Regions from separate parts of the Mus musculus genome. Here all the other regions are linked to region 3. A link is a loop called in an ENCODE intact Hi-C map of the cell type or tissue named here. Cell type or tissue: heart. All regions are shown on one strand. Each heading gives the region's core, and the rest is flanking DNA. Links, peaks and the distances in the headings are about the cores only. Region 1 holds the start of Opa3 (optic atrophy 3). Region 2 holds the start of Gm25134 (a small nuclear RNA gene). Region 3 holds the start of Ercc1 (excision repair cross-complementing rodent repair deficiency, complementation group 1).

Region 1 (10,532 bases), core at 905-8,904, 110 kb before region 3:
CCTCCTCCGCTTCCTGGCCAGCAACAAGCCCCAGGAGATGGCCAATGCTTCCCTCACCCTGGAGACACCCTTGACCTCCAAGAGGAGCACCACCGGCAAGTCGTCCGGGGCTGTCTGGGCAGTGCCTCCGACTGCCCAGGGGGACCAGGTGCCACTGAAGGTGCTGCTGCCCCCGGCACAGTGAGCCCCATGCCCAACTGTCATCCTGCACCCTTCCGGTTGTATGCAAATGTGTGTAAATATGTCCATGTGAATTACAAGAAAAAAATGAGGTTTTTTTTTTCTCTCTGTCATCTTCTTCCACTATGATCCCCAATGATTCACTTAATCCCAGCAGGGTCTGAAGGGGGAACAACACAGCCAGGAGTTTGTCATCATGGGCGCCCAGATGGGGAGCCAGCCATGGAGAGTTTGGGATGAGGGGATAATTAAGCCAACTGCTTGGTTTCTGGCAGATAAGGACAGACGAGTCTGATCAGATGCTACAAGTGTGTGATTCCAGCTACTTGGGAGGCCGAGGAAAGATTTGGAAGTTCAAGACCCACTTGGACCACAAAGTGAAGCCCTGTCTCAAAATATTAAATACAACAAAGCCCGGGGATGTAATCTAGCAGTTTTTATCTAAAATTCCCAGTGAGGGGCTTGGGGCGTGGCCCAAGTGGGAGAGCCCCTGCCTAGAATCCATTCTGGTAATACCTAGCATGCTGGTAATTCCTTCTTGTTTGTATTTTGGAAAGCTATTTACCACAGTCTGGCTTTGAGGTTATGGTCTTCCTTCCTCAGCTTCCCAAGTGCTAGGCTTACAGATGTTAACTGCTATGTCAAGCAGATATTCTGAGATTCTACACAAACAGCATTCTCTCAGTCTCAGATGGTGAAGGAGGACAGGGACTGTCAAGAGCAGGTAAGAGCCAATCTGAGCAGCCTGCCTGAAGGAATCGTAAGCAGGGCTGGTTTAGAAAGGAGGCCCAGGACAGGAAGAGCATCCATTCATGCACTGTCTAATCACATCTTGCCTCAGAGATTAGGTTGGTCTGTGAAGACCAGATCCTGCTATCAGGGAGGTAGGACTAACAATAAAAAATAAACATAGCAAGACAATTCCCTTATCCCTTTTAAATTTAGTGTTTTTGTTTTCCTGAGACAGGGTTTTCTGTGTAGTCCAGGCTGTCCTGGAACTCACTGTATAGACCAGACTGGTCTCGATGCAGAGATCCATCAGCCTCTGCCTCCCTCCTTGGTGGTGGGATTGAGGGGCACCACACCCAGGGACAACTCCGTTTAAAATTATATTTATTTACTTACTGTGGGGTTGGTGTTCTGCCACATCACTGCTGTGGTGGTCAGAGGACAGCTGAGGGAATCAGTTCTCTCCATCCACCATGAGGGGTCCAGGGAGTCACTCAGTCTCCAGGCCTGGGGAACTTGACCTGCTCAGCTAGCTTACTGGCCCATCCATTGCCCCTCACTTGTTTTTGTACTAGAAGCTGATTCCGGGGTCTGCCCACACACCCATTCCCTCTTAGTCTTGGTTAGTTGCTAAGGCTGGTTCGGAACTCTTTGTAGTTCATACAGGCCTTTAACTTGTCATCTCCCTGCCTCAGTCTCTTGAATACCCAGGATGATGGGCCTATGCCATCAGGACCAAGTTGATTTTTTTGGACAGGTCTCATTGTGTAACCCTGGCTGGCTTAGAACCCAGACACCCCCTTTTCTTCTGCCTCTTGAGTACTGGGATTAAAGGCACGCCACCATGCCAGTGGGACCAGTTTGGGTTTTTTTGTTTTTTGTTTTTTGAGAAGGGACCAGTTTTTAGGACTTATGTTGAAGGAAGACAGTAGAAGAAACACAGAGCCTGAGGGATTGTGTAACTTGAGCCCATTCTGGGAAAAGGGTGCCCAAGGGGCCTGGGTGGAAAGGGCCTCTGGGAACCAGCCCACGCCCTGGTCCAGGATAGTCACTGAAGAGGCTGCAGGGCAAAGGGTGGAAGGTCTTACAGTGCTGGGTGGGGCCTCCCTGTTCCTCCCCTATCTGTCTATTCCCACGCCCAGGGTGGCCAGGGCTGCCTGCCTGATGTAGCTAATGATATCCCTTCCTCTTTGTGTCTTAATGGGTGATCCAGATGCTTCGGTGGCTCCTTTCACCAAATAGGAGGGAGAGGAAGTGCCTGGCTCTGGCTAGCCTGCTCCACCCCTGGAGTCAAGAAATGGCAGATGTCTCTATGGTGTAGAAACAGGCCGCTGAGATGGGAAAATCTCTCTCTCTCTCTCTCTCTCACACAAACACACACACACACACACACATACACACACACACACAGAGTGTCTCTCTCTCTCTCTCATCTGAAAAGTCCCATGGAACCCTTCTCAGAGAACTGAGGAGAAGGCGTGAAGAGGACTGGGGGCTGCAAAAGCACTTAGTAAAGAAGCAGGTTTGTGGGTAGGAAAGGTGAGTGGAGTGGAGGGGCTTCAGAAAGCACTGATTTGGGAAGGAGATTGAGATGGAGGCATCTCTGCATGGTGGTGCAGGCCCCAGAACCCTCAAGACCAGTGCAAGAGGACCATAAGTTTGAGGCTAAACTGGGTTGTATAACAAGATTCTGTCTTTGCAACAAAGCAAGACAAACAAAATGTATTGAACACCTACTGTGTGCTGGAAGCTGTTCTGAGAACTAAGGACACAATCAGAAAGGAAGATTTACATACCAGTTTAGAGGTTTCCTAAAGCCTTCCCAGAGATCCTAGACTCCCTAGGAGGTCCTTTGGCCACCAGGGTTAGAAGATGACCCTGGACTTCGACTCAAGAAGTGTTATCTCCACCCTGAGTCCTGTGGAAGCTTGAGCCTCAGTTGGGATGTCTGTAGAATGGGAAGTGGCGACTCTGAAGACATGGCTCCGTGGTTAAGAGATGGACTGCTCTCCCAGAGGACCTGAGTTCTGTTCCCAGCACTATGTCAGGTGGCTCACAAATACCTGTGATTCCAGGTCTAGGGGCTCCAGCGTCCTCTTCTGTCCTCTGTGGGCAGTACTCATGTGCACATACCCCACACACAGGTACACACATATGCACATAACTAAAAATGAACAGTGAAGGGGAAGGTGCTGTCCAAAGAAACCATGGAGCTCACCAGACACACGTCTTCAGAAGGACTCCTGCAAAAGTGGTTCTCAACACTCGGGACATTCAGGGCTGGAGAGATCGCTCAGTCGGTCAGAGCACTAGCTGCTCTTCCAGAGGTCCTGAGTTCAATTCCCAGCAACCACATAGTGGCTCACAACCATCTGTAATGGGATCTATTGACCTCTTCTGGTGTGTCTGAAGACAGTGACAATGTATTCACACATTAAATAAATAAATAAATAAATAAACAAACAAACAAATCTTTAAAAAAATCCGGACATTCTTAATAATTTAGATGTCAAGGTCACATATGCTCTTCCTGATTTTTTTTTAAAGATTTATTTATTATTACATGTAAGTACACTGTAGCTGTCTTCAGACACACCAGAAGGGGGCATCAGATCTCATTATGGGTGGTTGTGAGCCACCATGTGGTTGCTGGGATTTGAACTCAGGACCTTCAGAAGAGCAGTCAGTGCTCTTAACCACTAAGCCATCTCTCCAGCCCTCCTGATTTCTTCCCAGTAGTGGACATCGAACCCAGGGTCTTATAAAAGCTAGGCAGGAGCTTTTACCAAACACAGCTACACTTTGCCTCTTTGATGGACATCTTATTTTATTTTTGTACATTTTATTTTGAGTCAGGACTCACTAAGTTGCCCAGGCTGACCTTGAATTCATTATGTAGTCCAGGCTGACCTAGAACATTCCATCCTCCTGCTTCAGCTTCCTGAGTGCTTCCATGACAGCTGTGTGACACCAGGCCCAGCTGCCACCAATATAAATGAAGCACGGGTCCCCTGATGCGAGGACTTGACCAAAGGCACTGATGGGAAAGTCCGGGGTCCCTTGGCTATGTGTCACCAGTTTTTTCTCTTGATAGCCACGACCCCTCTGCTCCTTTGCCTTCCGGTCCCTTCCCGTCCCCAACTACCCATCCTCACGCCACCATCCAGGAATTTCTCTCAACTAAGTCTTGACTTTGTTTATATGATTTTGCTCCCTGCTGGGTAAGGGAGGACAGTCTGGGACATGTCCTTAAAGTTCCTTCCTGAGCCAGCTCCCTGGGGACCCTTACCCTCCAAAGGAGGAAGTCAGGCTGCTTGAGAACCAGTGATATTAGGCAATGTGGTGGCTGAGAAGCCCCGTGTCACCCCGTTCTTATGGGACCCTCAGTCTTTCACTCGGTTACTTGGGAAAAGGATGGATTAGCTGTAGTGCACATTTGGGCTTTGCGGGACATGCTCTACATGTAGTTACTTCCTGTGTTTTACATTCAGGATTCACACACAAAGCTGACTAGTAGAGCCACTCAGTGAGCATGGCGCAGCGATAGAGTCACCGCCTAACCCCCTCCCCCCTGGGAGGAGCTGGAGTCTTTTGCTCAGTGGTGGAGCCCCCCTCCTAAGATGGGAAATGCCTTGGGGTTCAGAGACACAAGCCTCACAACACAGAAAACACAAGACAGGTACTGTTATGTGTGACATTTTGCTCACGGGGATGCTGACATCAATGCTGGGCCGTGTAGCGCAGGGCTGTGATCCCAGCACCGCACTGCGGCACAGACACAGGAGGATCAGGAGTTCCAAGGACAGCGTAGGCTACACATTGAGTTCGGAGCCAGGCTGGGTTACACGAGACCGGCTTTTAAAAACAATTAGGGGAAAAAAAACAACAACAAAAAAAGAACGAACCGATTTCCTGAAGGGTTGAGTCACTCCTCCAACTTCAGAGAGTGAGTAAAGCGGCAGGTCTGTATGACTACGCGCTGACTCGCTCCCCTCCCCGGCGAGGGCACTAACCGCCGGGAAGGCGCACCCCGACTCTTTAGACTTAATTGGGACTCACCAGGCGCCTCCTATGGGCAGGGAAATCGACTCAGTACGTGACATCACGCAAGACGCGGTGACGTCAGTACGTCGGGACTAGGGCTCCGGCCACGCTCCCACGAGCGGCCGTTTAACGGCACCGCCCTCTGACGCTTCACTTCCGCCGCACATTTGCATACCCAACGTACGGACGTCGAGGCGTCGACGCGGCGACGTCACGAGCGCCCGCCCCCCCCCCAGCAGACAAACACCCTCCCCACCACCTCCGCCGCGAGCGTGCAAACGCACGCTCCTACGTAGGCACGTAGGCAAGTCCTTCCTTACGCAAGCACGCACGGCCCACGGGCGGGTGGGGGAGGAACGGCGAGGTCGGCGGCGCCCCGCCCAGTCAGCAAGGTTGCGCGTGCCCCAGGGCGGCCGCCGAGATGGTGGTGGGCGCGTTCCCCATGGCGAAGCTGTTCTACTTGGGCATCCGGCAGGTTAGCAAGCCGCTGGCCAACCGTATCAAGGATGCTGCCCGCCGCAGCGAGTTCTTCAAGACCTACATCTGCCTACCGCCAGCCCAGCGTGAGTCTCACCCCAAGGCCTCTAGCCCTTCCATTCCCGATCTTTCTAGTTCAGGGGAACGGCGTCTGTGCTTGACCAATCCCGGCGCGAACCGGCAAAACGCTATAGCCAATGAGGATGGCTTCTGCTAGAGGGGCGTGTCACTGACCCAATAGGGAAGAAGGGAGAGCAGTCAGGGGCGTCACCGCGCGAGTTTGGAATGCAAGCCAATAGAGAAGAGGGCTTCTGGCGGTTGACGTCTACACCAGCCAATAGGATGAGGTGTGAGAAACACCAGGGTGGAGCTTATTGTCAGAAGTTAGGGGCGGGACCGAGAAGAAGTCCCCTTAGCGATCCGCTTCGGAGCCATCCTTAAGAGAGACACTTGACTACAGAAACCCCAGTTTGTCCCTCAGTTTCCCTTCGGCCCTGTGGGTGATTTGCGTATCACCCTGGGTTTAGAGCACAGAGCTTGTGCGTTAGTTTTACACTGAGTTAGGGTCGTGATAGTGTTGGAATCTTGCGACCTGGCAAAAGGATGAACCCAGAATGGGCGTCCTTCCGTTTATTTATGAGTTTCCTCACACCGATCCTTTTCGTTCGGTAGCCGCACCGTGCAGGCTTCTTAGCCCGACACTGGGAAAGATACGGTCCTAATATGTCCGCATTATGTCAGGAACTGTAGGCAGACTCGAGTTTAGAGCAGCCGGGTGAGCCAAGGGAGTCTCCTGAGCAAAGACCTCACTTGCTTCGCAAACGCACCAGATGTGTGCTCCTAGAAAAGACTGATCTCTGTAAAGCAGAGACGAGGGGGAAGTCTTTGTAATTTACCGAGAACTACCGTTCATGTTTGTCCAACGCCCCATGTAGCTTATAAATGATATGATGAGTGTTTGTTTTGAGCTGACCCTGCTTATAAAACAACAGGGTCTATCTACGCCAGTACCAGTCTGTCGAACCAAGACTCATACAGTGACAATCTAGATGGGATGGCAGAGCCCACTAGGTACCTGACCTGACATAGAGTACAAAGAGCACTTCCGGGTAGAGGGAATATTCCAACTGAGACTGAAGGGTGAGGAGAATCTCACCAGACCACTGAGGGACATTGTTGGCTCCAAGGGTGGAACATAGGCACTAAGGGGACCCTTGACTTTTCTCCTCCACATGTGTGTTTAATAAGATTCTTGGTCATTTTGGGTTTTGGTGGAGCTTCTGCCTGGGCCAAAGGTCTTGCAGTGGAAATTTTGGGATTTTGAAGCAAGAAATGATGGTATAGACTCACATCCCAGTGTTTGGGAGGTTGAGACAATAGGAACAGGTCAGCTACCTTAAGATACCTGATTGAGTTCAGTCTGGGCTACATGAGACCTTGTCTCAAAACCAAAGATAAATAAATAACTAAACAGACAAACCAGCCTGTCATGGTGGTGTACGCCTTTAATCCCAGCACTTGGGAAGCAGAGGCAGGTAGATCTCAGATCTCTGAGTTCAAGGCCAGCCTGATCCACAGAGTGAGTTATAGGACAGCTAGGGCTGTTACACAGAGAAACCCTGGCTACAAAACAAAACAAACAAACAAACTGGTCCCATATGTTTGTCAATCTCAGCACTTGGAAGGCAGAGGCAGGAGAGTCAGTGCAAGTTATGAAGTATCTTTACTTATAAAGTGAGTTCCAAGATCTGCAGGACACAAACCAGGGATGACAACTTAAATTTATAGAAGAAAAAAGTAAGCCATCGCAGGCAGGAATTTGGTCACTCTCCAAGATCACACTCCATTACAGTCAGTTCATCATGGTAGAGGCTTGTGCCAGAGCCTAGCTGTGGACTCTGGACCTCCTGGCCTGTTCAGCTTCCTGCTTTTCTTCCAAGTCCTGGGACTAGTCTTAGCTTTGTGGTTTAGGGAACGGCTTTACCCTGCCCCTTCAATGATGACTTTGGGCAGGGGAACATAACCCACCTGAGCCTCTGTTTCCAGTTCTGTACAGAGGCTATGGAGAGACAGGAGCAGTTAGTGCCTGCCTACTGTGGTCCAGTCTGTATTCTCCCAGCCTGTAGGGCACCTAGTCCTTAGTGGCTGCAGTGGCCTTGCTCTCCCACTGTATGGATGTCCTCTGTGCATTTATGCAGCCTGAAATGCTGTCTTACTGTGAGGAATATGAAGATGTAAAGAAATCCAGGCCTCAGGGATTCCTATCGTCGAAGATAGGCCACAACCAGAATCAATGCCTAAAATATAAAGTAGGAAGTCTAGCCAGGCATGGGGACACATTCCAGCACTTGGGACTCGGAGGCAGGAGGAGTACCTTGAGTTTGAGGCCAGCCTGGACTGTAACATAAGCCTCAGTTTCAAAACCAAAAAATAAAAGCCTGTTAGGTGGCAACAACTTTTGTGGAAGAAAAGAAATGAGGTGAAAGGAGCTCTGTAAGCAGGGGTTCTTCAAAGGTCGCCCTGCCTCTGCACATGGAATGGAGGAGACCAAGGCAATTCGGAGAGCGCTCACGTGAGGACCGGGCCTGACCACTGGAAACACCTGGGCTTTTTGCCTGAGGGGCAGGGCTCATTAGAAGGTTCTGATCCTATGCCTGAGTGTGCATGTGCTTTGCATGTGTGTATGGTGAGTGTAAGTGTGAGTGTGTATGATGAGTGTGTGTGAGTGTGTGTGTGGCCTTGAAGATGGAACACAGGGTCTTGTGTGCACTGGGTAAGAACCTTACCACTGAATCACAGCTCAGCCTCAAGGCATAATTTACTAACTTTTTGTGACTGGCTCTCACGTAGCCCAGCGGGCCTCACACTTGCCATGTACTAGAGGATGACCTCAGGCTTTTGATCCCCGTCTCTCACTGCCACATGCAGGTGTACAGGCATGGAAATCTATACATCTTACTGTATGGCTTCAACAACTTCACTGTTTTGTGTTCCCCTGTGAGCCTTCCTTGCCCACTCTACTGATCCCTCCTCTTTCCAGCCAGCCCTCTTTATTTCATGACTCTTTCTTTCCTTGAGACAGGGTTGCCCTGGCTAGTCTACAGCTGGCTGTGTGGACCATGCTGAACTCAGAGAGACCTCCCTGCCTCTGGAGTTCTGAAATTAAAGATAGTGCCTTATGGCTAGGTAGTGGTGGTGCAGGTGCCTTTAATCCCAGCACTCAGGAAGCAGAGGCAGGCAGATTTCTGAGTTTGAGGTCAGCCTGATCTACAGAGAATGTTCCAGGACAGCCAGGGCTACACAGATAAACCTTGTCTCCAAAAACAAAGAACAAGATGGCGCATTATTATTATTTCTAAGTCCGTTGAGTTGGTTGGCTGTGCATTGGCAAGGGGTTATGGTAGCCTGACCATTGCATGAGCTATCAGTGAAGAATAAGTCTCCCTTCCTCCAGCAACTGTTAACTGCAGTAGTTCCTTAAGGCAGGGTGGGGCCTGGGGAGTTACATTTTAATAGATCTTTGGTAATCATTGCCTGAGGGTGGATGCCTCAAGGAGACAGCTTACACAGTCCAGCTCGGTATCCTTTAATCTGCAGTATGACTTGGCACTAAAAAAAGTTCACTAGCTAAGCCTGTAATGCCAGCCACTCTGGAGGCCGAGGCAGGAGAATTGAAAGTTCAAGACCAGGCTGGGGAGTAGAGTGCATTCACAACCAGAACATCCTTTGAGACCCTGTCTCCAAAGAGTGGAAAAGAGAAATAAGTAGCTAAAGCTGAATCACAGTGGTGGGGAGCTTTCTAGTATAGAGGTGTGGTGGGCCAGGCATGCTGACAATGCCTACCACGCCAACACTTGGAAGGTGGAGGCAAGAGGAGGAGCGGAGTTTGAAGCCAACCTGGGCCACTTGAGGTCTGGTGCCCTGCTCTCGAATTCTCTCTGCCCACCCTTGTCATTCATGACATTGACATAGTTCTGCAGAACTTTCCCCAATTGGCTCTGAGTTGTGTGTCTTTGGCAGGGATCCCACAAAGTATAGTGTGTCCATATCTATCTGGGGAAGGATAGGTTTGGGATACACGAGATTTTGTGGCTATGTACATGTGTGGCCGTGGTCTTGAAATGGTGTCATGAGTCATGGTTAGCAAGTCAACCTTCCTTTCCTGTCAGTGGTGATTGGTCTGGAAATTTGTTCAAAGGTAGAGCTGGCAGGAGTCAGGTGGGAGAGAATAGATGGCAAACAGGCAGAGGAGACTCGTGTGCTGTTGGAGATGTTCTGAGCTTGGAGAGCCCCACCTAGCAGGGTCCTGCTTTCTTTCAGTCTGTTCTTCCTTTCCTCACAGTGCTAAGAGGCTGTGGCTGTGGCTCAGCGAGTTCAGCCGTGAGTTGTCGCTCCAGGTCAGGCCTCTCTCCCACTGCTGATCCATCTGAGGATGTTGGCGCTCAGCCCTTGTGTTGTGCTTCACTTTGTTCTAAGACAGAGCCTCACTCTGTAGCCCTGCCTGGCCTGGAACTATGTGGACCAGGCTAGCCTTGAACTTGAGCTCCCTACCTCTGCCTCCTCCTCAGTGCTGGGATTAAAGGTGTGCCTGGCTGCCTGCCCCTTATCCTCACAGCTAGGAAGGCCATTGTGGCTGCTACAGCTGAGAGAGTACAGGGAAGAAGTCCCCGGCACTTCAGTAGTCATGAAGCAGAAGCCCGCCCTGTAGTTCCTGCCTGTCTCAGGTGATCCACACTCCTGGGAGGAAGAGACAGCCTTACGTTCTGTCCAGTTCCTTGATGCACTGTGCAGTGACGGCAAATGTCTTGTTTTGTTTTTTTGGCTTTTGAAGACAAAGTGTTGTACAGTTCTGGGTGCTGGCCTGGAACTTGTGGCCATCCTCTTGCTTCGGAGGTCTTTTGAGTGCTAGGATTTTAGACTTGTACTGCAACTTTTCCCGTGGCCTCCATTACAAAGTGTGTTACACGTGCTTCCAAGGAGCTGAGGGTGACATTGGGCAGGAAGACCCTGGTTCACTTGTGTTTATTTCTTTCTAGTGTGCTGCTCATTTTCCTAGTTTGCCACATGCAATAAGCAAGACTGTGGTCCTTCAAAGATGCCCA
Region 2 (10,188 bases), core at 1,360-9,359, 100 kb before region 3:
CCTTGGAGCTGGGGTACAGATGGTTGTGAGTGACAGGGTGCTGGGAGCCAAGCTCAGGTCCTCTGCAAGAGGAGGAAATGCCCTTAACCTCAGAGCCAGCTCCAGCTCTGGAGGGTTCTTTTTTTGGGGGGAGGGGGTGTTTGAGGCAGACGTACACATTGAGATCAGGCTGGCCTCAATCAAATGCATGTGATTTTCCTGCCTTAGCCTCCACAGCAATAAGATCACAGGTATCTACCACCACACCTGACAGCAGTGACCCACCCTTTATTTCTTTTTCCTTTTTTAAAAAAAATTATTTATGTATTTATTTATTTTATGTATGTGAGTACACTGTTGCTCTCTTCAGACACACCAAAAGAGGTCATCAGATCACATTGTAGATGTCTGTGAGCCACCATATGGTGGCTGGGAATTCAACTCAGGACCTTTGGAAGAGCAGTCAGTGCTCTTAACCACTGAGCCATCTCTCCAGCCTGACGACCCCTTTGTTTCTTTAGTCTGTGGCTGGCTGGGCTCTGCTGGGAACCTCCTCTGTGGGGGTGCAGGAGCTGAGTGACAGGTGGCAGGTGCCACCATGGAGCATTGGTACCACTAGTTCCCATGGCTTCTCCCTGTAGTCTTCTCCACCAGGCTCCCAGCCTGCTCATCACGGTCCCGTTCAGCAGGAAGTGGGTGCTATGGGCCATTAAGGGCAGGGCCTGGATGTGCACAGTGTTATCCCTATGGCCCTGTCAGTCGGATCAGCCCTGAGTGCCGGCCACAGACAGTGCAGGAAACATAAACTGCCATACTTGACCACAGTGCAGGCACCCTTGGATTTGAATCCTGGTATCACCACTGATTGGCTGTGTGATATTCAGAGCGGGTTGCCCTCTCTGAGCATTTATTCTGTATTTCAAAATCAGGCAAACATCTGGCCTTTGTTGTGCATGTCTGTAATGCCAGCCCTGGGAGTCTGAGGATAGGAGGAAGTATGTTCAAGGTTCATCTTGGTTACTAGCCAGTTTGAGGTCAGCCTGGGCTACATGAGATTCTGTCAAAACAACAAAAGGAGGTAGTCATAAAACTTAACCCCAAGATTCCTGTATGATAGTGGAAGGCTCTGACCTAGAGCCTGTGGACTGGTTGTTTTCAGTGGCTGGGAGGGCATGGAGTCTGTTGTCATGTGAGAATAGGGCTTGGTACACTGATAAGGACTGTCTGCCCTTGTGTCTCTGCTTTGTGATTTCCTCTGGGTGTGTCCTGGGCACACCATTACCTTTCTGCAGAGTAGAGTACTTATGACTGATGACCAGTGCCCTCTGCATGCTCTGAGGCCAGTCGATAGCATGGCCCACAGCCAGCCTAAGGAACCTGGGCAAGTTATTTAACCTTTCTGGGCCCTGGTTTTGTACTCTGTTTTTGAGTGTCCTGACACTTTTATAAGTTATTATGACAAAGGAAAAATATTTTTTTTCTTTATAAAATTAAGGGTTGAACTCAGAGCCTCAAGTATGCTAGGCAGGGGCTCTACCACTGAGCCACACCCTAGCCCTGGCCTAATCCCTACATGCTATTGTAAATGTTAGTTGAAATACATAAAAATTTGGTGCCAGCTTTCTTTTTATTGTCACCATCATGGTAATGTCAGCTCTCGTGCTGTAAGCACCTGTTCTTGCTCACACTTAGGACTTGCAGCTTGCATGGGTTGTGAGCCCTACATTGCAGTTGGCCCTCATAGGCTTACTACTTACGCAAGTCTGGGCCTCCTCTCTCCAATTCTAGCTTGCTGGCAGTGGCTATTTGACCAGAAGCTTCAGTTAGAGCCGAGCTTGGTGCCACACGCCTGTAATCCCAGCAAATGGGAGGCTGATGCATGAGGTACCTGCATGGCACTGGGCTCCAGTGTGAGGCCCTGCCTCAGAAAACCAACAAGAGTGGGCAGGTGGCACACACCTGTAACTTCTGCACTCGGGAGGTAGAGGCAAGAGACTCAGAGTTCACAGGCATTCGTCCTCAGCTCTGGACTGTTATAGGTCAGCCTAGGACTCATGAGGCCCTTTCTCAAAACAAAGCACTTCAGCAGCAGAGGCACACAACAGGGGAAATATAAGCTCATATTGGGAAAATAGCTGTGAATAGAGACAAGTGAGAAAGTCAAACTCACAAGGTGGCTGTGAGGGGCGGGGCCACCTGTGAAAGCACCCAGTGCCCCAGTCTGCCTGCAAATGCTCCATGCTGAAGCACACCTTCTTATACACTGAGGGTTTGAGTTTCCAGAAAGAGAGGCTAGGTCTCCTGCAGCAAGGGAAGGGCTGGACCCAGGCCACCAGATTGTCTGGGACCTTTCCAGCTCCTAATGGCCTGGGGGATGGGAGTCATGCTGCAGGGAAGCTGGGCACTAGGCTGCCTGTCAAGACACCCTGGGAAGACCACAGCCTCGGCTCTCAGTGGAGTTGGCAGGCTCCTTGTTACTGTTGTCTTTAATATTGTTTTGTAGTGGACAAGGAACCTAAAACCCCATGTATACACCTGCTCCAGCACTGGCTGTCCCCTCAGCCTCTACATGGAGGTGTTGTCCCCTGAGCTTGTGGCCACTGGCTAGTCCTTCTGTGGGTTTACAGCCTAAGTTATATTTTGCTAAAAAGGAATGTATCTGTCGTGCCTCTTGGTATTTGGTTTAGAGAAGTTGAGTGATACTGCGGCATGCATGGGACCACAATAGAAAATGCATTCCCTTTAATCCCAGCACTTGGAAGGCAGAGGCTGGCAGATTTCTGAGTTCAAGGCCAGCCTGGTCTACAGAGTGAGTTCCAGGACAGCCAGGGCTACACAGAGAAGCCCTGTCTCGAAAAACCAAAAAAAAAAAAAAAAAAAGAAAATGTGTTCCCTATAGACAATGGGGGCACCACACTGAGTGGGAGCCTAAAGAGAGTCTAACAAGCAGAGACCTGTAAACACTGCAAGTCACAGTATTACCAGATGTGAACTTAAAATAGCCAGGGTTAAAGCTGAGCCTGGGGCTCAGTTGGTAGAGTGCTTGCCTCCATGCAGAAGCCCCGGGGTCCAGGCCCAGTGTGTATAAAGGGTGTGGCTACACACCACCTTACCCAGCACTCTGGAGGTGAGGCAGGAAGATTAGAAGCTCTTGGTCATCCTTGGCTATCGTTTGAAGTCAGCCTGAGCTACATGAGATTCTTCAAAAAAAACCAAAACAAACCAAACCAAAACAACAAAAAATAAAACAAAAAACAAAAATACCTAAGTGTATATGTTAAAAAGATAAAAAAGAATAATAAACACAAGTAAAACTCAGGATTGCCAAGAAACTGGAAAAATGGAACCATTAGAACATCTAGAAATGACAGCCCCAACCAGTCACCCCTCAGTTAGAGAACTAGGCTTAGCCAGACATGGTGGCACTTGCCTGTAATCCCAAAGCCTGGGGAGCCAGGCAGGAGATCTCAAGTTCCAGGCAAGCCTGGGCTCTACAGTGAGATCCTATCTCAAAAACCAAAGAAATAGCTGCTGCAGTGGCTCACACCTGTAGTCCCAGCACCTAGGAGGTGGAGGCAGGAGGCTTAGTTGGTTCAGGCCAACTGGACTCCTGAAAACCATCTCAACAAACAAATATGAAGGAAAAAAAGAGAAGAAAGACTAGTGCTGTTGTAGCCCAATAGTTGTGTGCTTACTTAGCATGCACAAGGCCCTGGATCCACCCCCAGCAACACATACTCGCAAATAGAAAGTACCATGGAGTGCAGTGTGCACATCTTTTTGTTTTTTGGGGTTTTGTTTTTGGTTTTGTTTTGTTTTTTTGAGCCAGGGTTTCTCTGTGTAGCCCTAGCTGTCCTGGAACTCACTCTGTAGACCAGGCTGGCCTTGAACTCAGAAATCTGCCTGCCTCTGCCTCCCAAGTGCTGGGATTAAAGGCATGCGGCACTACGCCTGGCAGTGTGCACATCTTTAATCTGAGCACATAGGCAGAGATAGGTGATCTCTGTCAACTGAAAGCCAGTCTGATTCAGGCTAGACAGAGCTCCATGGTGAGACCCTGTCTCCAGGAAGGAAGTTATGGAGGGAGGGACAGGCAAATACTGGATTAAGTACAGCTGCATAATGGTTGGCCAAGCAGCAGGTAGGTGACCTGTAGGCACAATGTGGCTTTGTGGGTACTTGCCTGAGATGCCCAGGGGTGCCACCTACATGGCCTGGCCCAGCTGACCTGGGGAAGCACTGGCATTTTTATTTTTAATGCTCTCCAGAGAAAGTCACTGCCCTGAGATCTATTTATAGTCTTGAGAGTGTCACATTAGCTCCTGTGTGTGGCAGCCAGGCTGTTGACCTCCAAAACTTAAGATGCTCTCCTGCTAAGCAAACACTTTCCTGTGTGTGTGTGTGTGCATGCGCGTGTGCGTGCCTGCGTGCCCTTCATTATTACCAGTTATGTATCTTGCTAACATGATATATTTAAGTATTTTAAAAAAAACAATTAGAAGGGGTGGCATTAATTATTTTTTATTCTTTCTTTCAGTCTTTCTCTCTTTCTTCTGTTGTTGTTTTTAGAGGCAAGGTTTCTCTGTGTAGCCCTGGCTGTCTGGAACTCTAGACCAGGCTGGCCTCGAACTCACAGAGAAACACCTGTCTCTGCCTTCTGAATGCTGAGATTGAAGGCGTGGGCCACTATGCTTGGTCTTCATTTTAGAATTTTTTTTATCCATGCTACCCACCCTCCCAGTGGTTTTGTGTACACAAAACAATGTCTTCCTTCAGTTGTGGTGTCTCACATCTATAATTCCAACCCTCAGAAGGCTAAGATAGGAGGATTGCTGATAATTCAAGGCCAACCTGGGCCAAAGAGTGAAATCCTGCCTCAAAAAACCATAGCGGTGCTCACTGTGACCCCCCCCCCCCCCCGCTGTAGGTCTGGGCTGACGTTTGGATGCTCCACCCCACTCTTGCTGCTTGACTGAGTGCTGTGCTCCTATACCCCAGCTCCTCAGAGGCTGGTGCTGGGCGCTTGTGAGTTTAGGGACAAGCTTGGCCACTGGGCCTGTCTGAAAAGAAACAGTTTTTAATCAACCGGGGCTAGGCTTGGTGGCACACACCTGGCATTTGAGAAGTGGAGGCAGGAGGATCAAGACTTCTAGGTTATCCTCAGCTACTTAACAAGTCTGAGGTCAGCCTGGGCTATGTGAGATTGTCTCAGAACAACAGAGGGGGCATATAGTTAAGTGCCTAGCCTGCTTCTGTCTCCATAGCTACAAAAACAATCAACCTCTTCAGGTCCTCCCACTGTGTTTGAAGGCTGGTTGATTTATAGTGCTGTATCACACTCTCCTTACTCAGGCTGCCTGCAGTACTCTGGATGGACAGGAGAGGGCGCCTGGGTCAGTTCTTCAGCTCTGTGCTGCATCTGGGCTTGCTCTAGCTGCATGGCAGGCACAGAAAGCTGACTGAATAGCTCCCTGACAGTGGGTGTTTCCAAAAGTCTTTGTACTCTTCTCAAGTTTATTGAAAACCAGCCAGTAAATCTTAACCAAACCTGCAGACAGACCTCCTGCCAGCTAGACAGTAAAGCACCTCTCAGTGGTTTGGTGACTCTATCTTCCTCTTGCTGACTTTTTCTTTTTTTAATTCAGCCAGTTCTCGTGACCTCAATAAGGCGGCTAGAGCTGTGAGCACCAAGCTTCTTATTTCTTTTCTTTAACTGAACACATGCCAAGTGCCTGAGGAGTGGAGAAGATAGCGTTGGAGCTCCTGGAACTGCAGTTGTAGACATCTATCAGCTGCTATGTGATTGCTGGGAACTGAACTCAGGTCTTTGAGAAGAGTGGTCAGTGCTCTTAACCACTAACCATCTCTAAAGCCTCACACCATGCATTTGATCCTTCAGGAGGCACCTGTGGGTGCAGCTTAGTGATAAAGTGTGCACTGAGGCCCTAGGGCTTAGTGATAAAGTGTGCACTGAGGCCCTAGGTTCTATGCTGGGGAGTGGGGGTGAGAGCAGCTGGCCAGGCGTGGAGAAGCAAGCCTGTAAATGCAGCCCTTGAACTGCGCGGGGTGGGGGGGGTGGGGGGGGTGGGGGGGCTTTGTTGGCCCAGGGAGTGGCACTATTTGGAGGTGTGGCCTTGTTGGAGTGGGTGTGTCACTGTGGGTGTGGGCTTTTAGACCCTTGTCCTAGCTTCCTGGAAGTCAGTATTCTCCTAGCAGCCTTCAGATGAAGATGTAGAACACTCAGCTCCTCCTGCACCATGTCTGCCTGGATGTTGCAGTGCTCCCACCTTGATGACAATGGACTGAACCTCTGAACCTATAATTCAGCCCCAATTAAATGTTGTCGTTATAAGAGTTGCCTTGGTCATGGTGTCTGCTGACAACAGTAAAACCCTAAGAGAGTCTTAATGTGTAGCTCAGGCTAGTCTGAAACAGTCTTAATTCTCAGCCTCAATTCCAGGCACTTCAGTGAACCTCTACTGTGGCCATTATAAGTCCCACAGATGAAGAAACTGAGGCCTTAGGGCAGGAGGTGGTAAATGGCTTCAAGCCAGACAGCCTGACTCCTTGGTGGCCTTAACCACAGTGCCCTAGGGCTCAACTCCAGCTCCATTCCTCAGGCAGCCCTGCTATCTCCCATCAGATTGCTACAGTCCTTGCTCACTCCTGGGATGATGAGCAGGCAAGCCTTTGAGCCATGCCTGGAGCACCCCACACTTGCACCCCTTCCCCTACCTGCTGCTCTCCACATTTGCAAAATGGGAAGCAGATGCACTATGCCAGTCACACGGCAACTAAGCAGCAGGTGCAGGACTGGAACCCAGGACCACCCAGCCCTCAGCCTCCAGAGCTCACAGGTGTCCCTCTCCTGAGCCCAGCTGGTCTGTCCAGATCTGGGTGGGGAGCCTAGGCAGAGGTCGTTCTCTGGCGGAGTCGTTAGGAGCCTGCTTTAGTCACCACTCCTTGTATTTAGTGTCTGCGGGTGCCAGGAGCTGCTGTAGAAGGAAGGACTGTGAGTCAGCGGGACAGATGGTGTGCATGTGTGCGTGTGTGCACACCTGTGATCCCAGCCTTCGGAGTCAGAAGCAGGAGGAGTTCATGGGCAGCCTTGGCTATACAGGGTGTCTGTCTATATGTCTGTCTGTCTGTGTGCTTGTGTGCCTGGTGTCTGTAGAGGCAAGAAGACTTGGGGTCTCCTGGAACTGGACTTACAAACTGTGGGAGCCACCCTGTGGGTATTGGGAATAAAACCCGGCTCGCCTGGAAAAGCAGCCAGTGTTCTTAACTGCTAGGCCATCTCTCCGTCTCCCTAAATTTTGAATTTTATTTTTATTTTATGTGTGTATGTGTGTACCTGCACACATATATATGCACCATGAAGGCCAGAATCAGCTGGATCTACCTGTTGTGGGTCCTCTACAAGAAGAGTTGAACTGTCTCTCCAGGCTGTTCTTTTATTTTCTTGAGGCAAGCTCTCATTACATACTAGCCTCATATTTGTTATCCCCCTGCCTCAGCCTCCTAAGTGTTAGTAGGAAAGGTCTGTGGCACTGTGGTTAGGCCGCCTCAGAGTGAGTGTTGAGCTCACTGGGAGACAACCAGAGACAAAGCAGAGACTGCTCGGAGCCATGTGATAATTTACTGACCAGTAGCAACAGCGGTAATTTAATTATGCTATTTCTTGACAAATGATGCTAGATATCTTATTAGGAGTTTATGGTGAGCCTGGCTTTGTGAATGGGGAGTGTTCCATAGAGAATCAAGTCTCTGAAGCAGCACAGGCTGAGAAATAAGTCCTTCTTGTACCCAAACCACTTCACTGGGGTTTCATTAATACTATTCATTCTTTTGTATTTTTTTAAATTTGTTTTTGTACACTTACCTGGCAGGGGAGATACCATGATCATGAAGGTGGTTTTCCCAGAACGAGACTCATCCATTGCACTCCAAATGTGCTGACCCTGCAGTTTCTCCAAATGCAGGAAATTCAGAGTAATTTGTGGTGGTGGGGGATTGTGTTTGAGCTCTCCTGTGGAGGGTAGGGGAGAAAAGAAAAGATGTATTTTTATTACTTTATGTGTGTTATGTTTGGCCTGAGTGGATGTCTGTGCACATGCTTGCAATGGATCCTATGAGACTAGAGTTACAGAAGGTTGTGAGCTGTCGTGTGGGTGCTGGGAATCAAAGCTGGGTCTTCTGAAAGAGCAGCAAGTGCTCTTAGCCTCTGAGCCATCCCTCCAGCTCTTGTATGTAAATTCTGTAAAGTTTTTTGTTTGTTTGCTTGCTTGCTTGTTTTGTTTTTGTTTGTTTGTATTTCAAGACATAGTTTCTCTATGTAATAGCCCTGGCTATTCTGGAACTTTCTCTGTAGACCAGGCTGGCCTTGAACTCACAGAGATCCACCTGCTTCTGCCTCCTTAATGCTGGCATTAAAAGCCTATACCACCACGTCTGGATGAAATTATATTCTATGTTTTGTTTGTGTATGTGTGTGTGCCCACATGCCACTACTGAGCATATGGAAGTCAGAGGACAACTTAGAGGAATTGAGTTGAGGTGTCAGTCACTTTTAGTGACTTTTACTGTATCATCTTGCCCTTGCTAATTCTGGATGTGTATTCTTATTGAGATACAACATGCATGTAATACTAATGGCAGGCCTAAAGTGTACAGGAAACTGGTCATAAAGGCACAGTCCTGCAGTAGAAGCTCTTAGGAGGCTTTCTGCCCTAGGTTCAGTCCCAGCCTGGATTACACAGTGAGACCTTGTCTCAAAAACACAGTAAATAAGTCAAGGAAGGTGGCACGTGCCTGTGGTCTCAGGCAGAAGCAGGAAGGCGCTCAGCCTTAGCTGTGTAGCATATTTGAGGCCAGTGCATGCTACATGAGACCCTGTAACAAAACAAGGAAGCAAGAAAGCAAAGCGCATGATGGTCTACATAGTGAGTTCCAGATCAGCCAAGGCTAGTCAGTGAGACCATGTCTTAAAACAAAATAAAACAAAACAAAACCAGTTTAATAAACAATAAAAACTAAAATGAAGGCCGGGCGGTGGTGGCGCACGCCTCTAATCCCAGCACTTGGGAGGCAGAGGCAGGTGGATTTCTGAGTTCGAGGCCAGCCTGGTCTACACAGTGAGTTCCAGGACAGCCAGGGCTACACAGAGAAACCCTGTCTCGAAAACAAAAAAAAAACAAAAAAAACTAAAATGAAGACAGGAATGGTGGTGCATGCCTGTGATGCTCACAGCTTGAGAGGCTGAGACAAGACTATTCCTACAAACTCAAGGCTAGCCTGGCTCTACATGGTGGATTCCCAGGTCAGCCAGGCATAGTGAGACCATCTCAAAGACTCAGCTGGGCAATGATGGCACATACCTTTAATCCCAGCACTTGGGAGGCAGAGGCAGGCCAGCCTGATCTACAGAGTGAGTTCCAGGACAGCCAGGGCTACACAGAGAAACACCGTCTTTAAAAAGGAAAAAAAGAAAAAGAAAAGACTGTTGAAAGTACTTTCGTGCGCCCCCTCCATCTTCTCCCACTTAATGGTCTCCCACGATGCTAAGCTGGTGAAGTCGGGCACCTGCCCTCCCCTGCTCCTGAGGCTCTCAAGTGCTGAGGAGAAGCAGGGCCAGGCAGGGAGACCTCTGCTCTCCACTGGGCTTCATCAGTTTGCACTGAGAACCTAGGATCGGAGCCTCCCGGCTCACAAAAGCTGCAACCCTCCCTCTGCATTCTGGGAAGGAAAAGAAAGGGAGTTGGTCTCTTGCCAGAGAAGTGGGCGACTGCCGTGGAGAAAGACAGCTGGCCACTCTGTGTGGTGACCTACAGAGTGCCAGTGTGGCTGCTGGGCCTTTATAGCTTGTGTGCTCTTAACAGTCGGGGAGCAGGTGCTTGTGACCTGTTAGGGGCATGGCCTCCCATCTGAGGACCTCTGCTCTTGTCAGGTTTCTGCTCATTGCTGCTCTCTGGAATTTTCTTGTGCTTTGATGGATGTCTCTGGAGCTAGGCCTGATCCTTATGGTGCAGAACTACCCCAGCTACTCAGGAGGCAGAGGCAGGAGGATCATGAGTTCAAGGTCAGCCTGTGCTACATCTGGAAAAAAGTAAAAAGCAATAGGACGTAATGTTTGTCATCCCAGCACATGAGGAAGTAGAAAAACAGTCCGAGGCTGAAGGTCATCCTTGTCCACGTAGGGAGCTGAAGGCC
Region 3 (10,480 bases), core at 2,481-10,480:
GTTCTTTTTCTTTTCTCTCTCTCTCTCTCTCTTTCTCTCTCTCTCTCTCTCTCTCTCTCTCTCTCTCTCTCTCTCTCTCTCTCTCTCTCTCATTTTTCAAGACAGAGATTCTCTGTATAGCCCTCACTGCTGTCCTGGAACTCACTTTGTAGACCAGGCTGGGCTCGAACTCAGAAATCCGCCTGCCTCTGCCTCCCAAGTGCTGGGATTAAAGACTTGCACCACCACTGCCAGGCACAACCAGTGTTCTTAACCATGACCTTGAACTTCTGATCCTCTTACTTCCATCTCCCAAGTGAAGAGATGTAGTTGTTACTGTCTGTATGTAGTCGTTACTGTCTGTATGTAGTTGTTACTGTCTGTATGTAGTTGTTACTGTCTGTATGTAGTTGTTACTGTCTGTATGTAGTCGTTACTGTCTGTATGTAGTTGTTACTGTCTGTATGTAGTTGTTACTGTCTGTATGTAGTTGTTACTATCTGTATGTAGTTGTTACTATCTGTATGTAGTTGTTACTATCTGTATGTAGTTGTTACTGTCTGAAACCTGGTGTTTTTTCATCTGGCCAATTTGTTCCCAGAAATAATGACTCTGAGACTTATATAAATTAATGCCTAGCCCAATAGTTTGGGCCTGTTCCCCAACTAGCTCATAACTTAATACCCTGTATATTCTATTCTATGAATGCCTAGTGGCTGGTTACCTGGTCCTCAGTTTGTAACTGTCTTCCTCTGTCTCTGAGGCAAAATTTCCCACCCCTGACAGTTTCCCAGAATCCTCTTTCTCTCCATTGGATATCCCACCTTCTGAAAACTCCTGCTTCAGCTCATTGGCCACAGGCTTTTATTTTATTTATTTATTTTTTTATTGACAGGTGAAGCTTCCATACATTGCACAAAAGATTCCCTCTTCAATGAGAGAACAAGGTTTGTGTCACCAAACCCAGAGCTTCATGGTTCCTAGGCGAGGACTCTCCCAATAAGCCGTTATTTCATCTAATGTTAGCACTATTTTAGGAAAGAGCTCACTGTGCCCTCCAAGCTGGCACGTAGCTGTCCAATTCTCCTGCCTCAGCCATCATTCATTGACCCCAACAGGGTCACATGCTTGCCCCTGAATCAATCCTGGTCACTTGTGGGCAGAGGATTGGGCTGGGCCGGTGTGAGGTGAATTTGCCTGGAAAGGTAGGATAGATGGAACTCAAGGTAACCCTGTGAGCTGAGGGTTGGGGTGCGAGCATTCTGGCCCCTGTGGCTGGGAGGAGGGGAAGGCAGGACAGGTTTCCTTCCGTGTTAAACATAAGAGAACAAACAGTACCTTCCCTTCCAGGGTGAGGGCGAGCATTTGTGGCGGAGGCATTCAGCCCACAGTTTGGCAGGGAGCGGCTGCTGGGTGACAGGCGGTTTCTACTTTAAAACAGTCACCATTATTACCACCGCTGCTGCAGAGAGGTGTCTAGGAGCTGGGAAGTTGTGATCTCCCCGGCTCAGGAGGGAACCAAGCCGAGGCTGAGCAAATCTGAGATGGAAACTCATGCTCTCCACTTCCTGAAAGCAGTCTGCCCCTGAGCCCCCTTGGAGTCTACCCCGGATGGATGGGATGAAGGAAGCCAGAGGTATCAGCCTGTCACTGTTCTTTGTCACAGATCTCAAGGTCTACTCTCACCAATGCTTTCTATAATCGCCACCCTCCCCCAAAACCCAAACAACCCGGGGTTTCTCTGTGTAGCTCTGGCTATCTTGAAACCCACTCTGTAGCCCAGGCTGGCCTCAAACTCAGAGATCCGCCTGTCTCTGCCTCCTGAGTGTTGGGATTAAGGGCGTGCACTGCACCCAGCCTGTTTTCTTTTTGTTATGGTGCTTGGGGCAGAACTCAGAGCTTCTAAAGAGATGGGTGAGCACTGCATGGTTGACCCAACCTCCAAGACCCTCTCTAGTGATTTGATCTGTTTGCTAGCCTGTTTCTTAAACTGCAGCATAGACTCAGTCTGCCCAAGCGCCCCCCCCATTGACGCGAGACTCCTCCTTTGAGTTTTCTTTGGCCACAGAGAGCATCTGCGCCTCCTTCACTGTTGCATCCCCAAAGGGTACCACAGCTCAGCAAAGCTCCTAAAGTTCATTCATTCATTCATTCATTCATTCCGGACAGGGTCTCTTGTAGGCCAGGCTGGCCTTGACTCTTGGTCCTCCTGTCTCACAGCCTCAAGTGCTGGGATGACTGGTGTAGGATGACATCACGTCTGGCTGTGTTCTGTTTTATTTTGCAACAGGAGCTTTTTTGGAGGAACCAACAGGGGAGGGCAGGGGAGGGGTGAGGGTGGGGACTCTAAGCAGAGGCCTTCCCACTGAGCCACACCTCCCAGGCTCTCTGCTTTGCTGGTTTCTGTAACATTCTCAGCAGAGTTACATTTGTCTACAGTTTATGAAGAAAACACTCTACCTAGTTCTCCAGAGCTTGAGAGATGCCTGTTACCTGTTCCTGCCCAACCTGGGCTACAGGGCAAGACCCTGTTTTGGGGGCGGGGAGGGGAGAAAGCAAAGCAATTTAAAACCTCAAATTCTGGCTAGGAGATAACTCAGCAGGGAAAAGGGTAAAGGTGCGAGCCAGGAAAGCCTGAGAACCTGAGACAGATCCTGGAACCCGTGTAAATATGGGCGAGAGCTGCCTCCCTCCACGGTGTGCCAAGGCATGCCCATGCCCCACTCTCTCTAACACAGTAAAATTGTCAAGGAAACCCAACCCTTTAGCCAAGGATGGTGGCTCCCACTTATGACCTCACCACTTGGGAAGCTGATGAAGGAGTATTGCTGGTATTTGGGGGAGGGTTTGGTTTCTTCCTGGGCCAGCCGGGCCTCTATGGCAAGGTCCTGTTGCAAAATAAAACAGAACACAGCCAGACGTGACGTCATCCTACACCAGTCATCCCAGCACTTGAGGCTGTGAGGCAGGAGGATCAAGAGTCAAGGCCAGCCTGGCCTACAAGAGACCCTGTCCCGAATGAATGAATGAATGAATGAATGAATTAAAATTAAATACAAAGAAGTCACCAGGTGCCGGGCAGTGGTATCATACACGTTTAATCCCAGCACTTGGGAAGCAGAGGCAAGCAGATTTCTGTGAGTTTGAGGCTAGCCTGGTCTACTGAGCAAGTTCCAGGACAGCCAGGGCTACACAGAGAAACCCTGTCTCAAAAAAACAAAACATAACAAAATGAAATAAAATAAAAGTCACCAGGCCAGCAGGATGGCTCAGTGGGTAAAGACACTTGATATTTGACACCAAGCATGATGGGTAGCCTGGGTTCAACCTCCAGGTCCCGTGTCTTGGAAGGAAGGAGAGAGAAAAACACTCATAAGAACATTGTTCTTTGTACTGCATGTGAGTGCTGTGCACATGTCCCCTCATAAATAAATGTAAAAAAAATCAGTTGTAAAAAATAACAGTTAGTATAATAAAACAATAAAACAGCCACATCTGTAGAATGTCCTCCATCTGAGACAGGACATCAGAGACAGTGGCCTGACGTTCTGAGTGACAGGAGGCCACAGTCTGGAAGATTGCTCTGGTTCTGATGCCAGCCCTGGAGCTGCCCGGCTATGACGTAAAGCCCCCTTCCTCCCGAGTCCCAGTTTATTCATCTACAGAATCAGAAGTCCCAGGCTGGGCATGAGGCTCAGTGGACGCAGTGCTAACCTAGCATGGGTGAAACTTCCTGCCTCCAGCGAGGCATAACCAGATGTGGCTGAATTTGTCATCCCAGTACTGGAGAGGAGAGGCAGCAGATTGGGAATTGAACGTTGTCTCCAGCTACATAGAGTTTGAGGTTAGTCTGGTTTATGTTAGACACTGGGCGGGGGGGTGGGGGGGGTGGGGGGGTGGTAAGAGGAGAGGAGAGAGAAACAGAGGGAGAAAAGAGAGGGACAGAGGAGGGGAGAAGGAGAGAGACAAAGAGACAGGCAGAGAGGCAGAGAGGGTGACATAGGTGGGGAGGAGTTGGGCTGGAAAAATGGTTCGCTGGCAGATGTTTGCCGTCCAAACCAGGCAACCCAAGTAAAGATGAAAGAGGAGAACTGATTTCATAAACTTGCTCTCTGACCTCCATCCTTTGTTATTTGCATTCACACACACACCCCCACACACACCACACACACAAACTTATAAATAAGAGAGTAATAATAATAATAATAATAAATAATAAAAAGATATGGTGGTGTTCACCTTTAATCCTAGCACTTGGGAAGCAGAGGCAGGCAGATCTCTGTAAGCTCAAGGCTAACCTGGGTTACATAGGGAGTTCCAGGCTAGCTTGGACTACATAGAGAGACTCTGTCTCAAATACATACATATGTATACATACATACATACGAAAGAAAAAAAGGATAAATTCAAGAGACATGCAACAATTCATTAAAGTAATAAATTTCATGTACAGTTTACTAAAAGTCCACATGCCTCAGAACTCAGTCAGAAGTGTCACTGTTTTTGCTGTTTTTAGCATGCTGTAGATTAATTAATTTTAATTAATTAAAATTAAATACAAAGAAGTCACCAGGTGCCAGGCAGTGGTATCATACACTTTTAATCCCAGCACTTGGGAAGCAGAGGCAAGCAGATTTCTGTGAGTTTGAGGCTAGCCTGGTCTACTGAGCAAGTTCCAGGACAGCCAGGGCTACACAGAGAAACCCTGTCTCAAAAAAACAAAACATAACAAAATGAAATAAAATAAAAGTCACCAGGCCAGCAGGATGGCTCAGTGGGTAAAGACACTTGATATTTGACACCAAGCATGATGGGTAGCCTGGGTTCAACCTCCAGGTCCCGTGTCGTGGAAGGAAGGAGGGAGAAAAACACTCATAAGAACATTGTTCTTTGTACTGCATGTGAGTGCTGTGCACATGTCCCCTCATAAATAAATGTAAAAAGAAATCAGTTGTAAAAAAAAAGTACAGTACTATTTACCTATTTGACTCCATACTTTGCTTTTTTTTTTTTTTTGAGGCAGACTGTTTCATGCAGCCTTTTCTGCATGGCCAGTTTATGCAGTGATGGGGATTGAATCCATGACGTTGTCGACGAGGCAAATGCTCTGCCAACAGAGTTATTCTAAGGCCATTATTTGACTTTATGAAGACAGGGTCTTGTTGAGTAGCCCAAGTTGGCCTGTACCCTTTCGTCCTCTGGCCTCAGACCCTGGGGAGGGCTCGCATCTGAGTCCCTGCCTCCACATCCAGTTTAGACTTGTTAAGTCTTTGCAAGACACCATCCTTGGGCTTCAATGAGCCATCACCCTTCTCTCTCACGTTTTTGTCTGTGTCTGGTCTGCTGTGATTCCCTGCAGGCTCCATAAACTCAGCAAAGAAGCACAATAAAGTCTGCTTAGTGTCTACACGTGATTGTGTCCTTAAGGGGGGCGGGGCTGAGGGCGCCTTGGGTTGTACTTTGGTAATCACACCTCTCCCGGACTCCCTAAGGCCCCAATGCTAGGACCCCCATGACCTGAGGACCAGGTGGCCCAGGTGTAGGCGACACAGTGCAACACTAACCATGGTTTGCAGTGCGCCCCTCCCGGGGTTAAAACGAGGCTCCCGGGCCACACCTGCACATGGCACCTGCTGCAGGGACAGAAAGCAAGCTGCTGTTGGATCCATTTTTCCTTCTTGCCATCACTTTTCAATCCATGCTAATCGGCTAGATTAAATTTATCTTTAGCTCTGTCTCGTGTTGCCCTGGACACCGCTCATTTATCCCAGGCCACTAGGTCAGAGGGACAGCGCTCTAAAGTAAGCGTATGAGTTCTCAAGTCTTTGGAGGCAGGGATAAGCACTCCAGGCAGGAGGAACATTCCAGGGGTTGGGGGTGGGGGTGGGGCAGTACAGAAGACACGTTATGGAACGATGGCTGTCTGTGGTCAATGAGTCTGCGCCGCCATGCCTAAAACATTTCAGTACTCCTCCTAGTGAGAAGCACGTGTTCCTACCTGGTCCAATTTCTTTGGTGGAAGTTCTTCCCTTAATCCAACTGCAGTGCCTCTGCTACAAACATCTTTTGCTGTGTATCTATTCATCCACGGACACATTGTCCCAGTGGACACATTGAGGTGCAGTAGTAGAAGAGGTGTCCGTGAAGGCGCGGGGGTCGGGTCCGGTGCGCTCCACTGTCCCCCCATCCGGGGGCCTCCACTCCGGGCCGGGTGAGTCAGCCCCGGGCGGCTCCCGCGTCATCCAGGCCGCTCTGCTCCACGCTATTTCGGGCTCCGGGCACTATAAATAGAAGCTCTCACAGCCGAGGCGAGCCAGCCCCCCTCTCTGCTCGGGCCCCCTGTGTCCCCGGCCCGCCGCGATCGCCGTCACCGCGGCTAAGTTTAGAGGCGGGTGGGGACGCCGGCCTGGTCACTGTGGTCCCCCACCCTCGCCGCCGCAGGCGGAACCTTTGAGGGTCTCCAGCTGTCCAGCTCCTTTTTAGTCCAAGCCCCCAGTTCTCCATCCCTTCTGGAGTGCAGAGGGGAACAGAACCGTACTTGATACAGGAGGAAGAAACCCAGGAGGAAAGCTTGACCGGGATGCTAAGAGAGATCATTTGAACTCAAAGTGGGATCATTTGAACTCAAAGCCCCCGAGTGGGAGGACCTCGATCTGGATATGCAAGGCTCAGTGCAGAAATTGAACACAGAAAGCAAACTTGGGGATGCTGAAGAACTAGGAGGAACTTTTCCCGCCCTTGACTAATGCAAACGACTCAAAGTCACAGCCGTGGGCGGTCGGGACGCAGGTTGGCTGCGGTAGGGATGCTCGCCGCCTTCCCGCTGGGTCCTGAGCATCCCGCGTGGTCCTTCCCAACCCACCCGAGAATCCTATAATAGCGGGGCGCAGGCGACCCCTGGCGGTAGAGACGAGAGTTGCAGGTTCAAGACTTGGGATACCTTTGCCCTGTGGGAGAAACACATCTCACACACGGAGTTAGGATTCTACTTAGCTTGGTATCTCACACACGCTCGCTCTCTGACATTTCAGAGATTCAGAGACACGCGTCCTTGTATTTTATTTTTTAAATGGCATGTAATTCTGTTTTGTTTTATGTGTATGAGTGTTCTGTGTACTTGGTACCTTAGGAGGTCTGAAAAGGGCGTCAGATCCCCTGCAACTGGAGTCACAGATGGTTGTGAATGCTGTGAATCTAGTCCTCAGCAAGAGTAGTCAGTGTTCTTAACTTCTGAGCCATTTCTCCAGTCCCTGGTTCTTTTTTCATGGGGGAGGGGGTAGTGGGAGAGTCTTCCTATGTATCCCTGGCTGATATGGAAGTCACTGTATAGATCAGGCTGCCCTTGAACTCACATAGATCGCCTGCTTCTGCTTCTCCAGTGTTAGGGTTGACACCAATACATCCAGAGGTTTTGGTTTTTTTGTTTGTTTTGTTCAGGGTCTTGCTTTGTGGCACAGGCTGGGCTGGAAGTCACTAAGTAGGACATAAGCTAGTTTGGAACTTGCTCCAGTCCTCCTGCCTCAGCGTTCTCGGTGCTGGGTTTACATGCGTGCTGGTGGTTGCCACCACTCACTGCGGTCTTACTGCACCCTTTTAACCTCAGCAAATGATTCCAGGTAGAGAAACTAAGGCATTCAGTGGGAACTTGCCTCTGTCAGCGCTTCCTTCACAGAACACACGGTTCAGGCGCGCCCTCTAATGGCAAGGCTTATGCACGGCACTCTGATTCCTTGGCAGCTCAACCCCTTTCCTTCCTAGGATCAACGGTTACTTACTATTAAATTTGATAAATTAACTAGTTTTGAGTCAGGATCTTATTTTGTAGCTCTGGCTGACCTGGAAATCACTCTGTAGGTCATGCTGTCCTCGAACTCACCGAGATCCGCCTGTCTCTGCCTCGTGTGTTGGGATTAAATGTGTGAGCCATTTCGCCTGGCTACTATTAATAGTTCTGTTTTGTATCACACTTCCAAAGGCCTGGGGCCATGGCTCAATAGTAGTGTCTCTGCCTAGAATTCACAGCGTAGGCATGTGCTTGTACACACACACACACACACACACACACACACACACCTCACAACTAGGAAAACATTAAAAAAGATATAGAGGGATTACATATGATGACCTTTGGGCGTGCCCTCTCTCAATACACGAAGACCAAAAGAAAATGGAGAATACGTTGGTAAATGCATGCAAAATTTTAAATGGAGAATTTTTAAAAGTATGAACTCGAAGGAAAGATTTGCAGCCTAATGAAGTGACTAACAGCATCAGCCCTTAAGCATCACTCCAACAAATGGGCGGTAATCAAAAGATGCTCATCTCCTTTTCCTCCCCCTTTTTAATTTAAAAAACCGTTGAATTGCTCATTTCGAAAAAATGGGCAAAGGATATGAGCCAATCTTTGTTAAAAGGAATAGGCAAAGGAAATGAGCAAGAACAAAAAATATATAAGACCATTAAACTATTTCCTTAGCAATCACAGAACTACAAGTTGGAACGGGGTGAAACTGTCCTTCCAGGAAATGAGTCATACTAAGTCATTCATGGGGCCCAGGTCTCGGAACACAGGTGTCCCTTCCTTCAGGAAGCCCGTCCTCACACCCCAGCTGGGTCAGGTGCCCCCTAACACGGGCTCAATGTCCTCTGGGCTCTCCCTTCCCGACCCTGCCCGCTCTGGGTTGTCCCTGTCTGACTGTCCCACTGGACTTTAAGCCACAGCTGTCGGTATCAGTCCCTGCTTGGGATGCAAGTGGGGAATGGCTTAGAATGAGTGAGTCAATGTCTGTGGGCTGAGTCCACCCACGCTTACAGGGAGGGCGTCCTCTGAAATCTCACCTCCCTCCTCTCTCTCTCTCTCTCTCTCTCTCTGTCTCTCTCTCTCTTTGTCTCTGTCTCTCTCTCCTTTCCTCCTTTCCCTCCCCCACCTCCTTTGATCATCACTGAGCCGGATCTGGAGTCTGGGAAGCGCTCAAGAGGGCCTTGGAACACAACTACTTGAAGTCAAAGTCTCCCAGGTACCAAGATGCACAAGCTTCCATCCGCCCCAAACCACAGCGGTCCTCCAGGACCATAGAGAGCAGCGCGAATAGAGTTCCCCGCTCTAACTCCTCCGGGGAGCAGCGAGACGAGCGAAGGGCCAGAGCGGCCGGAAGTGAGTCTAGCAGGAGTTGTGCTGGCTGTGCTGGCGTTGTGTCGCCTCTGTTTCCCCCCGTGGTATTTCCTTCTAGGCATCGGGAAAGACCAGGTGAGTTTTGGCAGTGCTTAGACGCAGAGCTAGGACCGAGAGGGACAGGGTGGAGGTGGATGGAGGCCGGGGATTGATGATTGGCAGCGGAAGAAGCCAATCATTGCGGAGGCTGAGACTAGGCCGGGACTGGGCGAGGCGAAAGCATCCAGGTGTGCCCCTGGGGGCGGGGCCAATTGCCTCTGAGCGAGTGTCGTGCGGGAGTAATAGCAGGTAGGCGGGGCTATAAGACCCGTAGACCAATCCGGAGTGAGAAGGAGGAAAGGGGCGGGCCCACTGGTTGGTCCTCTGGAACCTAACGCTAGCGAACCGGGCAACCTTTTGTGGGATGGGGTGGGGATACCACTGTGAGCCAGAGTTTCCCTCTGGAATATGGAAATGCCTACGACGATGTCGCCACGCCTTTCAGGCCCCAGATGGACCCTGGGAAGGACGAGGAAAGTCGGCCACAGCCCTCAGGACCACCCACCAGGAGGAAGTTTGTTATCCCACTGGAGGAAGAAGAGGTGCCCTGTGCAGGGGTAAGAGCGAAGACTTGGGGGCTCTTGGGAGTTAAAAGGATCCCTGGGACTACGGTGTGAGTTTAGGCTTGGGTTGCTTTGGAAAAATAACCTGCCATGCTCTGCAATCCTCGGTTTGCCCGTTGGTAAAATGGCATGACAGGGTGGTTAAGGGAGAGGCTGGCAGCTGGGCAATGGCCAGTGATAGCTTTTGTTTGTTTAGTTTGGGTCTTCGATTGGGTCACATGTTTCCTGGGCTAGCCTTGAAATTGATGTGTAGCTAGGGTTGGCCTTAAATCCAGTTCCTCCCATCTCCACTTCCCAAGTGCTGAGGTTATAGCAATGGAACATCCTTTTGTTTTTTGTGTGGATGTTTTGCATGCCTGTATGTCTGTGCACTACATGCATGTAGACCTGCAGAGGCCAGAAGTCATTGGCTCCCCTAGACCTGGAATTGAATCCAGATCCTCTTGAAGAGCAGCCAGTGCTCTTAACTGAGAAGGCATCTCTCTGGCCTCTAAAACATGTCTTTGTGCTGTCTGTACACACATGGATGAGTGCTGTGAAGCTCCTGTGAAGGGCAAAAGATAACCCGTGGGACTTGATTTTATCCTTGTACTGTGTAGATCCTCAGGACTGAACTGAGTGAGGTCACGAAGCTGGCAAGTACCTTTACCCACTGAGCCATCTTGCCTGCCCCCCCTTCCTTCTTTCTTTTCTTTTCTTTCTTTTTTTCTTTCTTGAGCCTTGCTAT

The links. Hi-C counts contacts between places; a loop is a spot of excess contacts. Peaks named below come from ENCODE experiments on the same cell type or tissue, not always from the same donor. Only the 100,000 strongest peaks of a DNase experiment are listed, where the experiment ranks them.
Region 1: a loop joins it to region 3, with 2.6 times the contacts of the local background. A loop is called at or near these places in 12 of 42 quality-filtered maps.
Region 2: it touches region 3 in a loop (6-fold over the local background); 13 of 42 quality-filtered maps call a loop at or near these places.

What each region holds. Positions count from the first base shown.
Region 1 is chr7:19,223,069-19,233,600 of GRCm38, forward strand. Gpr4 (G protein-coupled receptor 4) reads left to right here. Exons shown (of 2, transcript NM_175668.4): 2 at 1-1,108. The coding sequence ends at 184. Opa3 (optic atrophy 3) reads left to right here and starts at 5,321. Exons shown (of 2, transcript NM_207525.3): 1 at 5,321-5,516. The coding sequence starts at 5,375. In heart, for the core only: a CTCF peak has its summit at 4,976; DNase peaks (open chromatin) are centred at 2,093, 4,313, 5,033, 5,663 and 2 weaker places; H3K4me3 peaks cover 3,299 bases; H3K27ac peaks cover 3,450 bases.
Region 2 is chr7:19,234,277-19,244,464 of GRCm38, forward strand. The region is part of intron 1 of Opa3 (optic atrophy 3); the gene reads left to right. Gm25134 (a small nuclear RNA gene) reads left to right here and starts at 7,854; the gene lies at 7,854-8,013. In heart, for the core only: no CTCF peak of the experiment used is centred there; DNase peaks (open chromatin) are centred at 2,345, 4,245 and 5,355; H3K27ac peaks cover 4,481 bases.
Region 3 is chr7:19,335,971-19,346,450 of GRCm38, forward strand. Ercc1 (excision repair cross-complementing rodent repair deficiency, complementation group 1) reads left to right here and starts at 9,101. Exons shown (of 10, transcript NM_007948.2): 1 at 9,101-9,226; 2 at 9,636-9,747. The coding sequence starts at 9,643. In heart, for the core only: CTCF peaks have their summits at 6,883 and 9,099; DNase peaks (open chromatin) are centred at 6,261, 6,851, 8,671, 9,391 and 2 weaker places; H3K4me3 peaks cover 4,872 bases; H3K27ac peaks cover 4,613 bases.